Linked DNA regions of Homo sapiens: region 2 is linked to region 1. A link is an interaction called in ENCODE POLR2A ChIA-PET data of the cell type or tissue named here. Cell type or tissue: IMR-90. All regions are shown on one strand. Links, peaks and the distances in the headings refer to the core of each region. The heading gives the core; the rest is flanking DNA.

Region 1 (7,500 bases), core at 1,335-6,334:
ATATCACACTCTGGGGACTGTGGTGGGGTGGGGGGAGCGGGGAGGGATAGCATCGGGAGATATACCTAATGCCAGATGACGAGTTAGTGGGTGCAGCGCACCAGCATGGCACATGTATACATGTGTAACTAACCTGCACAATGTGCACATGTACCCTAAAACTTAAAGTATAATTAAAAAAAAAAAAGAATCAAATGAGGTGGGGAACAATATTCTAGATGAGGAAGTGAGGGTTAGGCAGATGCTGGCTAACTAGGCAAGGCCAGGCATGTCCCGGTCCTGAACCGGCACTCTGAACCATTTCTTTGTCGCTCAGTATCCTATCGAAGCCCATGCGGCCTCCAGTGTCCCTGGGACAGCGTGGAACCACCCTCTGGAGCGAAAGGAGTGACCAGGACCTCTACTCCCCTGTCTCATGCCTAATACACAGCCCTTGGCAGGAGGCAGCTGCAGCCAGCAGCTTCTGGCCCTGCGGTGGGGGTCTCCAGGGAGACGTGCAGCAGGCCCCCTTGGAGGGTGACAGCACTATAGTTGAGATAAGAAATAATGCAATTCTCCAGGCAGAGCTGCAGTCTTCTAGCCCATATAAATGATTCCTTTAGTGATTTTGCCAAGGATTGTGTTATGTGTGCTTGGGGAACCAACATAGCCTGAGAAACCGTCAATATTTCTGGAGAAGGGCAAGTGTAATCAGTCAAGCATTCCAGAAAAAATGTAGTCAATGATTTTAACAGCAAGTGGTTTTGACTATGAAAAGATTCAACTATGGGATTTTTTTGTTTTTTTCTTTTTCCCCAAGAATCACTCTGAGCAATTTCTTAAAGAATTAAAATGAAATGTTTCTCGGGTAACAAATCACCCAGTCTTACAGCTTGGAGCTTTATCACTCTCCAGCTAATGGGTCTGAAGAGAGATTTCAGAAGATTCTCGAGACTGCCGTAGAGCCCTTGCTGGCAGGAACACAGGGAGCTGCTGTGAGGACGTTACTGTTTTGGTTACAAGTTAGAAACAAGGAGAGGACTAATGGCACAGAGGACGAGAGAGTAGGAGTGCTTCCATCAAACCAGCGCAGGGCCTAGGTGCTCTCAGGGGCCAACTGGCTGATTAGGGGCTGTGGGCAAGAGTGGGCACAGCCAGGCCCTTAATGTACACACTCCACTAATATCTCCCTCTGTTACTCATCCAGATTTGGCTTGGTTTCTATAGTGGCTGTCTTATTATGGGGTCATTGGTCATTTTATGAAGAGCCAAAAGTGGATATCCATCCTAGAAGTGACATTTTCTTTGGAAAATAGAGTATAATGATTTACTACCAGGTTACTGAGTTTTGGAGACTGGCTTAAATTTGCAGTCCTAGGGAAACATTACTGACAGAGCCTTGCCAGTTTCTGAAAAATATCCACTAATGCTCTTGCCGTGGGAATTATCTTTGATGGGGAGAGAAGAGAAGGGTAAGCCAGGCTAAGAACAGAGCCAAAGGACACCCAGTGGGACTGAGGAAGTTACGACAAGCCCGCCATGGTTTGAAAGGAGGGGCAATTGGCTTTGACCTTGACTGAGCTGTCTCAGGCATCCGCAAGAAGGTTGCCCATTGTGAGCCCTGCTTGGAGTAAGTTCTGGCTTCCATGGCTTCACAGTGACCTGCATGTCTCTTGCATCCATCCTAGGTCTTGTCACACCTGTCATAGGCCACACCAGAATCAACAGCCAGTTCCAAGTTCCAAGTTCCAAGTTCCTGCCCTCTCGTAGCACCCAGATCTTCCCACAATAAGCTTACAGACTCCTATGTGCAGTTTACCCCCATGCCTCCAGCTTCCTAGCTTTCTGTAGGCCTCTTGTTCTTCCCTAATCTGTCTAGGCCCCACAGTTGATTATAAATCCTCTATTTCACCAAGACACTCCACCCCCTTTTGCCCTGTCTTGCAGACCCCTAGTCCTAGAGCATCACCACAATCTGTTTTCCCTTCCATATCAGTTGACCCTACAATTGGCTGTGTGTAATAAAAGCTGACATCAGTGGCTTCATTAAATGGAGGTTTTATTTTATTCCCCCATAAAAGAAATCTACAGGGCTAACAAGTATACATAGAATGCTCCCAACAGGCTCTTTCTCTTCATTCAGTCTTTGTTAGCATGTGGCTTTTGTCTTCATGCTTGTTGCCTCCTGGTCACCATGTGGCTGCTTCACCTCCAGCACTGCATCTGCATTCCAGGCAGGAAAGGGGAAGGAAGGGTAAAGGGCAAAGGGCATGTGCCAGCTGAGCATTCCCACAAACAAAACACAAACCAATTTAAAAGAAAATCTTTTCTGGAAAGACAAGCTAAGGACTTCTGTGTCCACCCCATTGGCCAGAACTCTGACACAGGCCTTCCCTGGATGCAAGAGAGGCTGAGACACGTAGAAGTTTGGGCTGGTCACATCGCCTCTCCAAACAGAAGGAAAGAAAGAGGGTGGGTGGAGCTGGGCTAGGCGGCCAGCCATCTCTGCTCTCCTCCCTCCCAGTCTGCAGCATAAAACAGCCACAGCAAATGCACGGGCTCCTGCCTGGCCCCTCAATCACTGCCTTCAGAGGCTGCCCACACCTCACTGTTGCCCTCAAGGCCCCTGCCCAAGCCCATCCACTTCATTATTCCTCTTTTGACAAGAACATCCAACCACCAGGTTAGGCCCCGCATGTGAACACACTGACGTCTTCTTTCCTAATGTCTCAGTGGATGAGTTCCCCTTTGCCACCTGCTCCGTCCGAGCTTCCACCTCCCACTCCTCGTGGACTTTGTTCCACTCATCATCAGCTGGCACGCCCATTGCCAGCTTCTTCCTCTCTACCAGCAGTTTTCCCACAGCCTATCAGCAGGATAATAGAATCTGTATCTTGTTGTGAAGATGACCTGAATTAATAAGGATTGGTGTTACAATGATGATTATTCTAAAAAATAAAGCAAAACAACAAAAACAGCCTTTAACCCTTTCTATGTCCATCTGCCTATGGAATCCAGTCGCTTGACCATCCCAGAAACACCCAGCTTTGACACGTTCTAAACCAAGGTCCTCTTCCTTCTCCGGCTCATTCATTGTTTTGGTGGATGGGACTCAAACCAGAACCCGAGGCCTATCCCAGCTCTTTCCTCTCCCACTCTGTCCCAACCCAGAAGTCATGAAATTGGTTGACTGAATCTCCTAAAGATTTTGGAGTTTGTCCCTTCCCTCTGTTCCTATACTCCCAGCCAGGTGGATCTAACAGCATCCCGTGTGAACTCCCTGGTGTGGGGCCTGCTCCCCTCAAATCTCCTCCACATCACTACCTGGGCACAATGTAAAACTCAGACCTGGCTGGGCGTGGTGGCTCACGCCTGTAATCCCAGCACTTTGGGAGGCCGAGGTGGGTGGATCATGAGGTCAGGAGATCGAGACCATCCTGGCTAACATGGTGAAACCCTGTCTCTATTAAAAATAAACAAATTAGCTGGATATGGTGGTGGGTGCCTGTAATCCCAGCTACTTAGGAGGCTGAGGCAGGAGAATCGCTTGAACCTGGGATGCAGAGGTTGCAGTGAGCCGAGATCATGCCACTGCACTTCAGCCTGGGTGACAGAGTGAGACTCTGTCTCAAAAACAAACAAGCAAACAAAAAAATTCAGACCTGCTCACTCACCCCACACAGAGGCATGAGGGGCTTGCAGCAGCAGGGCTCATGGGTGTTTTTCCCAGAAAGCTTACTTGGATGATAGCTAAATAAAGTTTAAGCAAGAACTTTATTTGTGAAACTACTTATGTTTAAACGAAAAAAAAAAAAAAGCAGAGCTCCCTTCTCCCACATGGATCTAATGGGCAGAATCTGGTTTGGAACACAATGCCTGGTATGTTTGGGATGAGTGAGGGGTGCAGCTGGGAGCAGGCCCGTGGTCTCCTCCCCACTCGCCGCCCTTCTCACTTGCTGCAGTTAGCACTCTCTCATCTGGACTGAAATCCCGACAATAATAAGCATTTCTTCCCCTGTGGATGTTCAAGGGCAGAGCTACACAGTTCAGAACTGGAACTCATGGTATTTGTAAATCCGTGTTAAGCCGGAAATCATGCTTGTAAGGATAAGGAGAAAGCCTGTCTTTAAGTGGGAACTTTTTGTCAAGGAGCTTACAGTTTTCTGATTTCAAGTCACTTTCCTAAAGTCTGTATTAGACTGTATTAGGTCAGCAAGGGGTGGGGATTATCATTGTCATCTGACAGAAGAGGAGACGAGATAACAGAGAGGAAGGTTAGGAGCAACTTGTCCATAGTGGTGGATCAGAAGGATTTGGACCAGATCGGATCCCCACACAATAATCTCTTCACAGCTTACATTTCTTAGGTGAAATACAGCTTGCCATAAATCTGTAAGGGTGAAAGGCAGATTGTGGGTTGGGCATGCTACCAAATTAAGAAGGTTTTCAGGGTTAGCGTAAGGGAAAATAGGAGGGGAAAACCTGTAATGTGGAAGACAGCTTCTTCCAGCTCTGCAAGCACAGTCTGATGACCCTCTATCTTTCTGCTTGTAATCTTAAGGTTTCTGCCAATTTACCTAACAAATCATCTGTACATTCACCCCGAGAAAGTGCATTCTGATTCTATGGGCTTTAGGGAGGAAAGGACATTCTGAGGCAAGGGCTAAGTGCCAGATTCTTCCCAGCAGTCAGCATGAGGCAGTGGGCCCAGTTCTGCTGGTGTTTTCTCATTCCTGGGGAGGAGAAGAGAGGATGGGTGGCAGATTGTGATCTACAGAGCCCAGGAGCTAGGTGGTGTGATGCAACTGGAGGCAAATAGGTGACAAATGAAAGAACTATCCTGGAACCACAGATTTTCCCTATTATAATCTAAAATCTTAAATGTTAAAAGCCAGAGAAAAATAACCTGGAATAAAGGCCCCTTGGGTTTTGTCACTGCTTAAATCCCCATCTTTATCTTCTGTGTGCATTCCCAAGGGAACCCTCCGTCTCAGCCACACTGAGCCACACTTCATGAGCCACCCTCTCTGAGGCTTCTACCTCTCCTCTGCTAGCCCCACTTCCTGGGATGCTCTTTATTGCCTTCTCTGCATGCTTGACTTTTACTTGCATTGCAAGATTCAGTTTTCCAGAACAGCAAAGCCTTTTGTATATCTACTCTCCTATAAAAGAAATAAAAACACTACCAAGAATTGCCAAAATCAATTTTGTTGGAATTCTGGAAATTAACTAAAGGCTTGCAACAATCTGAGGAGGGTTTATTCAAGAAAAACAGCAGAATCTCGTCAGAACAGGTTTGTGGCATCTTTACTTGCCCTAATCCCATGCCCCTCTTGAAAACCAGCAGCCACTAGAGGAGACAGATCAGGGCTGGAGTTCCCCTAAAGCCCCATCCCTAGAGAACTGTCACTATTTGACCTGTCTAGAAAGTCACTGAAAAACTCAGTTTTTCAAGACTTGCCTTTATTTCACCTGACTCCGAGTTCCATCTCTGTGAACAGTTCTACCTCTAGGTAATTTGCAGAAAACAATCAGCAACAATTGTTTAATATTGGAGATTCCTGTGGCAATGTTAGCAGTTAGGACTAACAAGATGCTGACAAAAAAGCTTAAAAGGATAATTATCCTGATCTGATTACTACACGTTATCACGTTATATACATATGAAAACATCACTATGTACCCCCATGAATATGTATAATTATTTTTCTATTAAAAAAATAAAATTTAGGCTAGGAGTGGTGGCTCATGCCTGTAATCCCCACACTTTGGGAGGCCGAGGCAGGCAGATCATGAGGTCAGGAGATCAAGACCATCTGGCAAACACAGTGAAACCCCATCTCTACTAAAAATAAAAATTTAAAAAAAAAATTAGCTGGGTGTGGTGGCGGGTGCCTGTTGTCCCAGCTACTCGGGAATCTGAGGCAGGTGAATGGCGTGAACCCGAGAGGCAGAGCTTGCAGTGAGCTGAGATTGCGCCACTGCACTCCAGCCTGGGCGACAGAGTGAGACTCTGTCTCAAAAAATAATAATAATAAATAAAAAATAATAAAACTTAATTAAAAAATACATCTAAGCCCACAATTTTTTATTTATTTATTTATTTTTGAGATGGAGTCTCCTTCTGTTGCCCAGGCTAGAGTGCAGTGGTGCCATCTAGGCTCACTGCAAGCTCTGCCTCCCGGGTTCACACCATTCTCCTGCCTCAGCCTCCCGAGTAGCTGGGACTACAGGCGCCCTCCACCAAGCCCAGCTAATTTTTTTGTATTTTTAGTGGAGATGGGGTTTCGCCATGTCAGCCAGGATGGTCTCAATCTCCTGACCTCATGATCTGCCCACCTCGGCCCCCCAAAGTGCTGGGATTACAGGCATGAGCCACCACACCCAGCCACATTTTTAGAGATACAAAAAATAAAAAGCTTGGCCGGGCACGGTGGCTCATGCCGGTAAATCCCAGCACTTTGGGAGGCCAAGGCAGGTGGATCACAAGGTCAGGAAATGGAGACCATCCTGGCTAACACGGTGAAACCCTGTCTCCACTAAAAATACAAAAAATTAGCCGGACATGGTGGCAGGCACCTGTAGTCCCAGCTACTCAGGAGGCTGAGGCAGGAGAATGGCGTGAACCTGGGAGGCGGAGCTTGCAGTGAGCCAAGATCGTGCCACTGCACTCCAGCCTGGGCGACAGAGCGAGACTCTGTCTCAAAAAAAAAGAAAAGAAAAGAAAAAACAAAAACAAAAGTTAGCTGGGCATGGTAGTGCATAGTGCATGCCTGTAATCCCAGCTACTCAGGAAGCTGAGGCAGGAGAATCGCTTCAATCCAGGAGGGGGAGGTTGCAGTGAGCCAAGATTGCATCACTGCACTCCAGCCTGGACAAACAGAGTGAGACTCCATCTAAGAAAAATGAAAAAGGAAAGTAACTAGGCAAACAAACAACAATACCTGCAACAAGAAAACCTGGGGAAGGGTGGGTAATCTGATATCCATAGTTGCCACATTCTATTATTTTAAATGCCCAGTTTTCAACAACAACAAAATGAAACAGACAAAAATTGGAATGTATGACTCATACACAGGTAGAAAAGCAGTCAATGCCTCTGACCTGGGTAGAGTGGCATCTGGCTGTGACATTCATCTCATATCAGCCAGGGACAAAGCAACCCCTTGTTTATTTCAGCTTGGCCTTTTGTCTGTGCCCATGCCTGGTTCATGCCTTGGACACACTAGGGGAACACAGTAAATACAAACTTTCCCTGAGGAAGCATAGACAACAGACTTACTAGACAAAGACTTTAAATTAGGTGCTATAAATAGGCTCAAAAACTAAAAGAAACTACGTTCAAATAATTAAAGATATGTATGAGAATGGTTTCACCAAATAGACAATATCAATAAAGAGAAGAAAATTATTTAAAAAGAACTAAGTAGAAATCCTGGAGTTGAAAATGAAAATAATCAAAATATGAAAAATTATCATCATATTCAAAGGAGATTTGAGCTCGTAAAAGAAAGAATCAGT
Region 2 (7,500 bases), core at 1,583-6,582, 140 kb after region 1:
AGGTGCAGGTGATTAGCAGGGACATAAGCAGGGTGTGAGGAGGGCCGTGGCTCACTTTCCTGGAGCTTCCGTAACAAAGCACCACCAGCTGGGTGCTTAAACAGCAGTAGCTGATTATCTCAGAGTCTGAGGCTAGAAGTCCAAGGTCAAGGCATCAGTAGGGCCACGCTCCTGCTGAAACCCATAGGTGCTTCTTCCTTGCCTGTCCCAGCTTCTGGTGTTGCCAGCAACCTTTGGCATTCCTCGGCGTGCAGCCACACCACTCCAACCTCCGCCTGCATTGCCTTGTGGCCCTCCCACCCTGTGTGTCTGGGTCTTTTCTCCTCTCATAGGAGCACCAGTTGTTTGGGATTAAAGGCCCACATACTTCAGTATGACCTCACCTTACCTTAACTAACCACATCTGCAACAGCCCTTTTTCCAAATTACGTCGCATTCTAAGGTATGGAGGCTAGGACTTTATATCTTTTTGAGGGGGACACACTCAACTCTTGACCTGGAAAACCTTTGCTGGCTCCTCATAGCTTAGCGTTCAAGCCTAAGGACCGAGGGGCACTCAAGGTTGCTCAGTCTGTCCTCAGCCCCCTCTCCCTTCTTCCCATTGGTCAATCTACTCACTTTACATCAAGCTTCCTAGCCTCCCAGGCCAGAAGCACACTGTGGTCTTGGTGGGCACTGCCTCCTGTCCCTACACTCCCCACTCCTTCTGCTGAACGGCTCTTCATAGATCATGCTCAATATCACCTCCTTCACTATGCCTTGCTTCAGCCTTCACCTGGAGGAATAAGGAATTCCCTTATGGCATTTTCCTTACAGCCCTGTCACAGCACTTACTGTGTGATGCAGTCACCTAGCTGTGATCCCATTTTATCTCAGCCAATCACCGCCTTTGGGTTTGGGACTCACTGAGTGATAGGGTTGTTAGGATTGGTGGCCGTGTTCCCCCAGCCCCCCAGAACCACTGAACTCCTAATCTGGTTGAAGTAAAATGATGCATTTGATGACTGGCCAAACAATGTGATATCTGAAAGAAGATATTACCTTCCCACATGGTAGGGGGCGTGTGCTTCCAGAGTGCAGGCCAGGTATCTGCAGGTGACGTCTGCCAGGCTGGGCACCCAGGAGGACAAGTGATGGGGGTCACAGGCTCTGGCTGCTTTTGGACAGCTGTAGGGTTGTGAGGAAGAGGGAAGCAGAAGGAAAAGAAGGAGAGGAAGGCAATTCTAGGCAGCTACCACTGAAAAGGAAGAGGAGCTCTTTTGCCCAAAACCTTAGGAGAAGGATCCAAGGTGGGGGACAGGGTTTGGTGGGGCAGCAGGTTCTAAGTGTGCCACATGGAATACAGAATAAGAAACTGCATCTGGAGATAATGTTTCTTGGGGGATGATAGATTATTACCAAAGACAGATGAAGTAGTAGAATCACTCTGGTTCCACTCAGGAAGCCATGCTTGGTTTCTCCTGCTGCATGCATCAGCAGTGCCATCTATTGGGGCTCGGAGTAAACTGTCGTGGTCCAGAACACGTGAAGACTGAATTCTCTTTCACACCCAAACCCACAATTACTGCATTAGTATGTGTTCAGTATGACTTATTGCAGATTAGGATTAAACTTTAATGAGAAGAGACATTATGCATGGCTATAATGCTTTTTCATTTAAAACGATTGGGAGGGGTGAAGGGAGAAAACTGTGTTCTTTAGCTCTGAACAACATTTTATCGTTCAGAAACGAGAATGATGTGCCTCCCAGGCCTGAGGTCAGCCCAGGCACCACCCTGTCCTCGTGGGATGCGGTGTGGCAAGCTCAGAGCAGCTTGTGCACACTCCCATGTTGTAGAGAATCTCTTCACACACATATTCTAAGAGATTATAGGGAGAGAACTTTGAGTTTATGCAATTTCCCAGAACAGTCAAAAGTCCATGTTTTTCTTTTTATTTTGAGTTTATAGTAAATGTTGTCTCTGCCATCCCAGTGGCAGGCTCATTTTTGTTCCTCCCACCTCTCCTTGACTATAGGTTCTCCCCATGGGGGCGGTCCTCAGTCCTTGTCCCTCGAATCCCACGACTTTACCTGCCATGGACATGCTGATGACACATGCGTCTACATCTGCTCCCCCCACACCCCATCTCTCGGCTTACTTCCAAATCCACCTGCCTAAATGCCTATCAGTCATCTCCGTCTAGATGACCTGCAGGCGCCTAAAACTCAACACATCCAAAGTCAGTTCAGTATCCCCCTTAAATCTATCCCTCTTACTTTCTTTTTCTTGGCTGAAGGCATAACGCCCACCAGGTTCCCCAAGCCGGAAATCCTGGAACCGTTCATTCTTGCCTCTTTTGTCCCTTGAACCACAGCTGCTTCATCTGTAAGGCACAGTGCTGGGACTACGCAGAGTGCAATGGTTTACACAGATAATTCAGGAATCAAGAGTCCTTCAAACAGAAATGATAAAATAAAAGGTAACACTTACATAGTATGGCTTATGTGGCAGGCACTGCCCTAATAGTGATTTAACTACCATTCAAATGTATTGGTTCATTTATTCAATCAAATTCTCACTGCAACTCTGAGCTAAGTATGATTATTATTTGTGTTTTATAGATAAGGAAACTGAAGCACAGACCTGTTAAGGAACTTGATTAAAAGTTCATTGGGGCCGGGTGGGGTGGCTCACGCCAATAATCCTAGCACTTGGGAGGCCAAGGCAGGCAGATCACTTGAGGTCAGGAGTTCGAGACCAGCCTGTCCAGCATGGTGAAACCCTGTCTCTACTCAAAACTATAAAAAATTAGCTGAGTGTGGTGGCACGCACCTGTAATCCCAGCTACTCCGGAGGCTGAGGCAGCAGAATCACCTGAAACCAGGAGGCAGAGGTTGCAGTGGGCGAAGATCTTTCCACTGCACTCCAGCCTGGGCGAAAGAGTGAGACTCCATCTCAAAAAAAAAAAAAAAAAAAAAAAAAAAAAGTTCATTGGATGGTTGGGTAAAAATATATCATTGCTGCCTTTTGGGAGCTCATAGTTGTAGAGGAGAATCAGACAGGCAACAAACAACCACCTGTGTGGAAGTGTGGAAGAGCTGTAATGGGGGCATGTGGAAGGCTCCCGAGGACAGGGATATACTCACATATGCCTGAGATGACACAGGGACCTGCACTTTGTTGAGAAGGATGAACATTAGTTTGAGTCTCCCCCTTTCTCAATCCCAGTGTGTGGGATTTAATTCAAGCCTATCACATTTCATACAAGCCTCATTAGGGGTGTGTCATTCATGGTAGGCTCATTACGTTGCAGGAGCAACCCCCAAATCCCAGGGACCTCATACACTAAAGGTTTGTTTTCACTGACACCACACATCAGTGCAGGTCAGCTGGGGCCGAACTCAGTGCCATCTCTCGGGGTCCTGGGCTGATGGAAGCTCTGGCTGGACACAAGTTCACAATCGCTGCAGCAGTGATAAGGGGTTGTGGCGACTCACACATGGCCTCTTAAAACTTCCATCCAGAAGCAACACAAGTTAACTCCTTCCAGGTTTTGTTGGCCAAGAGAGTCGCATGCCCACATGGGACATCAAAAGACATGAGGAATTATAATCCTACCAGGTCCCTGAAGAAGGCAAAGAAGAGTATTTGTGAACTACCCTAAGGGCTGTCATGGGGCTGGAAACTGAAAGTATCTTCTCTGAACATGGTGGATTTGGGACTTTCCTGACTCAGGTGTGGAACCTAAGCAGCCTTGGCAGCAGGAGGAAGGAGGCTGTGCTGGGATGGGCCCACATTCCCATGGTGGCAGGACAGGGAGCGGTGATGCCGAGCATGGAGATAAAAATAACTAAACTTGGCTGGGCGCGGTGGCTCACGCCTGTAATCCCAGCACTTTGGGAGGCAGGCAGATCACGAGGTCAGGAGATTGAGAACATCCTGGCTAACAAGGTGAAACCCCGTCTCTACTAAAAATACAAAAAAAATTAGCTGGGCGTGGTGGCGGGCACCTGTAGTCCCAGCTACTCGAGAGGCTGAGGCAGGAGAATGGCATGAACCTGGGAGGCACAGTTTGCACTGAGCTGAGATCGTGCCACTGCACTCCAGCCTGGGTGACAGAGAGAGACTCCGTCTCAAAATAATAAATAAATAAATAAATAAATAAATAAATAAATAAATAAATAACTAGACTTTCATAGCTCTTACTATGTGCCTGTCACTACCCTAAGTGCTTTACATATATCAACTCACTTGACTCTCAAGCCTAAGGCCCTAATAATTGTAGAGCTATAGAAGAATCTCTCTTCAGAAGAATCCCTCTGGGAGGGTTTCTAGTATCTAACTTTTCTCTTCTTTTCCCTCTAACATCTCACCAGTATGTTGTGCAACATCCTGAACCCAAAGCAAAGTTGATAGACTGAGTAACCACATTCTTTTGTAACAGGGTGTATTAGTTTGGTGGGAGCTGGAGGATATGACCCTTCCTCCAATTTCCATTTGGAATGTGGCTTCAAGAGAGTTAGCCAGTATCCTGTCTCCAGGACAAACATTTGTATCCAGAGATTTGCACAGTGGCTAGAGAGACACCTAGCAAACAATTTGAGCTTATTAATCACTGGGGTTCACACATGAGTAAATTTGTTGAATGAATTTGGGTGAAGCCAGATTTGACAGAAGCCTGATTGTTGAAGGGACAGGGGGACCCCTAGAGAGAATGTGTAGTCAGCAACTGAGCATGAGAGTGGAGCTAGAGAAGCCTGGTTCAGGGTCCTAGGTGCAATGATACTCAAACTGGGCCACCCTGTTCGTATTCTGCTGCTAAAACACAATATACAGACTAGGTAATTTTATTTTTAAAAAGAGATCTGTTTGGCTCACAGAAGCTGGGACGTCCAAGACTGAAAGCTGCATCTGGCAAGGGCCTTCTTGCTGCATCCTAAGATGGCAGAAGGGCATCATGTGGTGAGAGACACTGAGAGAGAGGGAGAAAAAGTGGGCAGAACTCCCTAACTTATGAAAATCCCATTCCTGAGATAATGACATTAATTCCTTCGTGAGAGCAGAGCCCTTATCACCTAATCATCTCTCTAAGGTCCCATTTTTTTTTTTTTTTTTTTTGAGACGGAGTCTCACTCTGTCGCCCAGGCTGGAGTGCAGTGGTGCGATCTCCGCTCACTGCAAGCTCCGCCTCCCGGGTTCACAACATTCTCCTGCCTCAGCCTCCTGAGTAGCTGGGACTACAGGCACCCACCATCACACCCGGCTAAATTTTTTTGTATTTTTTAGTAGAGACGGGGTTTCACCGTGTTAGCCAGGATGGTTTTGATCTCCTGACCTCGTGACGCCCACCTCGGCCTCCCAAAATGCTGGGTTTACAGGCGTGAGCCACTGCCCCCGGCCTTTTTTTTTTTTTTTTTTTTTGAGATGAAGTCTCACTCTGTTGTCCAGGCTGGAGTGCAATGGCACGATCTTGGCTCACTACAACCTCTGCCTTCCAGGTTCAAGTGATTCTCCTGTCTCAGCCTCCTGAGTAGCTGGGATTACAGGCATGAGCCACCACACCCGGCTAATTTTTTGTATTTTGAGTAGAAATAGGGTTTCACCGTGTTGGCCAGGCTAGTCTCGAACTCCTGACCTCAAGTGATCCACCCGCCTCAGCCTCCCAAAGTGCATGGGCCACCACGCCGGGCCCAAAGAACAATATCTTCTATGTTATTTAAATAATGTCAAGACTAGACAGGAACAGCTTCCAGATGTGTGATGATAGCCCAATAAAACTAAAGACCAATCTTACATATGAATATTAAGGCCAAAGGAGCTAAATAAAGAATAAAGAATTATGGTAAATAATTCAGAATGCCATGACCAAGTGGTGGTTATGCCAGAAATGCAAAAAGAGAAAAATTATTAGAAAATACACTAATATATTTCACCATAATAATAGATAAAATGAGAAAAAGCATATGATATCTCTCTAGAGCAGCATGTCCAATAGGAAGATAAAGTGAACCACGTGGGTAATTTTAGATATTCTAGAAGCCACATTTCAAATAAGTAAAAAGCAACAGATAAAACAAATTTTAATGATATTTTATTTAACCCAATATATCTAAAATGTACTGTCCTAGCTCACCGCAATTCAGACACAAAATTTTCATTGGAAAAGCTTGATCTGCATTAAGATTTAGTGAAGTTTATGATACAAAAAAGTAGGTGTATATATCCAAGTTGCAAACATACTTGAGTTTTTCAGTAACTGAATTATCAGTCTTAAAATTTAGTTTAATTAAAATTAAATTAAAAATTCAGTTCCTCAATCACACTAGCCAAATTTCAAGTGTTTGTGAGCCAGCCACAGGAGGTAATGGTTACCTTATTGAACAGCACACTTCTAGATGACGAAAAAGAATTTGATAAAATCAGCATACATCCTTGAGTTTAAAATCTCTGTCTACCTCTCTGGGATTTCAAGCAGTTCTTTTTAGAGGCAACTAATGTTAACTGAGAGAAACCCTGAGGGAGACATCACTTGTATACTCCTTTTTTCCTTTTGAATTTGTATTAAGTTCATCATCTCACATCTCACAAATAAAGGGGGGAGGGGGGAGGGATAGCATTAGGAGAGATACCTAATGTAAATGACGAGTTAATGGGTGCAGCACACCAACATGGCACATGTATACACATGTAACAAACCTGCACGTTGTGCACATGTACCCTAGAACTTAAAGTATAATTTAAATATATATATATATATATATATATATATATATATATATATATATATAAACTAATCACTTTAAAATTTTTTTTGCTGGGTGTAGTGGCTCACACCTGTAATCCCAGCACTTTGGGAGGCTGAAGCAGGCGGATCATGAGGTCAAGAGATCGAGACCATCCTGGCCAACATGGTGAAACCCCATCTGTACTAAAAATACAAAAATTACCTGGGCATAGTGGCGTGTGCCTGTGGTCCCAGCTACTCAGGAGGCTGAGGCAGGAGAATTGCTTGAACCTGGGAGGCAGAGGTTGCAGTGAGCTGAGATTGTGCCACTGCACTCCAGCCTGGTGACAGAGTGAGACTCCCTCTCAAAAAAATAAAAAGAAAAAAAATTTTTTTTCATACAAAATTCTAACAAAACTTTTCATGAGTGTAAATGTCTTGGTAAAGAGTTTACTCTAGTGAGTGCAAATGTCCATGAGGTTTTTTCTGGGGGGGTGATAAAAATGTTTTAACATTATTGTAACAATGGTTGCATAACTAGTAAATTTACTATTAAAAGTCATTGAGTTGTACTCTTAAAAAATAAATGGATTTAATTGTATATAAATTATATCTCAATAAAGCTCTTAACATAAATAAGTTTACTCCATATATAGATTCATGTAGATAAAGCTATAACATATAGATATAGACATAGACACAAATACAGGTACAGACATAGAGAAAGTAACATAGAGATAATAACAAACATAACTTCCTGATTATCTATTATATATATATAATACTTATGGATAT

What was found. ChIA-PET counts read pairs that join two places held together with the same protein. Peaks named below come from ENCODE experiments on the same cell type or tissue, not always from the same donor. Only the 100,000 strongest peaks of a DNase experiment are listed, where the experiment ranks them.
Region 2: POLR2A ChIA-PET joins it to region 1 with 5 read pairs; 2 of 35 experiments call an interaction of 5 or more read pairs at or near these places.

Annotation. Positions count from the first base shown.
Region 1 is chr18:7,300,727-7,308,226 of GRCh38, reverse strand. LOC124900409 (small nucleolar RNA SNORA48) reads left to right here and starts at 7,074; the gene lies at 7,074-7,207. In IMR-90, for the core only: no CTCF peak of the experiment used is centred there; no DNase peak of the experiment used is centred there.
Region 2 is chr18:7,158,793-7,166,292 of GRCh38, reverse strand. No RefSeq gene overlaps it. Among named protein-coding and RNA genes, the nearest start is that of LAMA1, 45 kb to the right of the region's middle. In IMR-90, for the core only: no CTCF peak of the experiment used is centred there; a DNase peak (open chromatin) is centred at 4,412.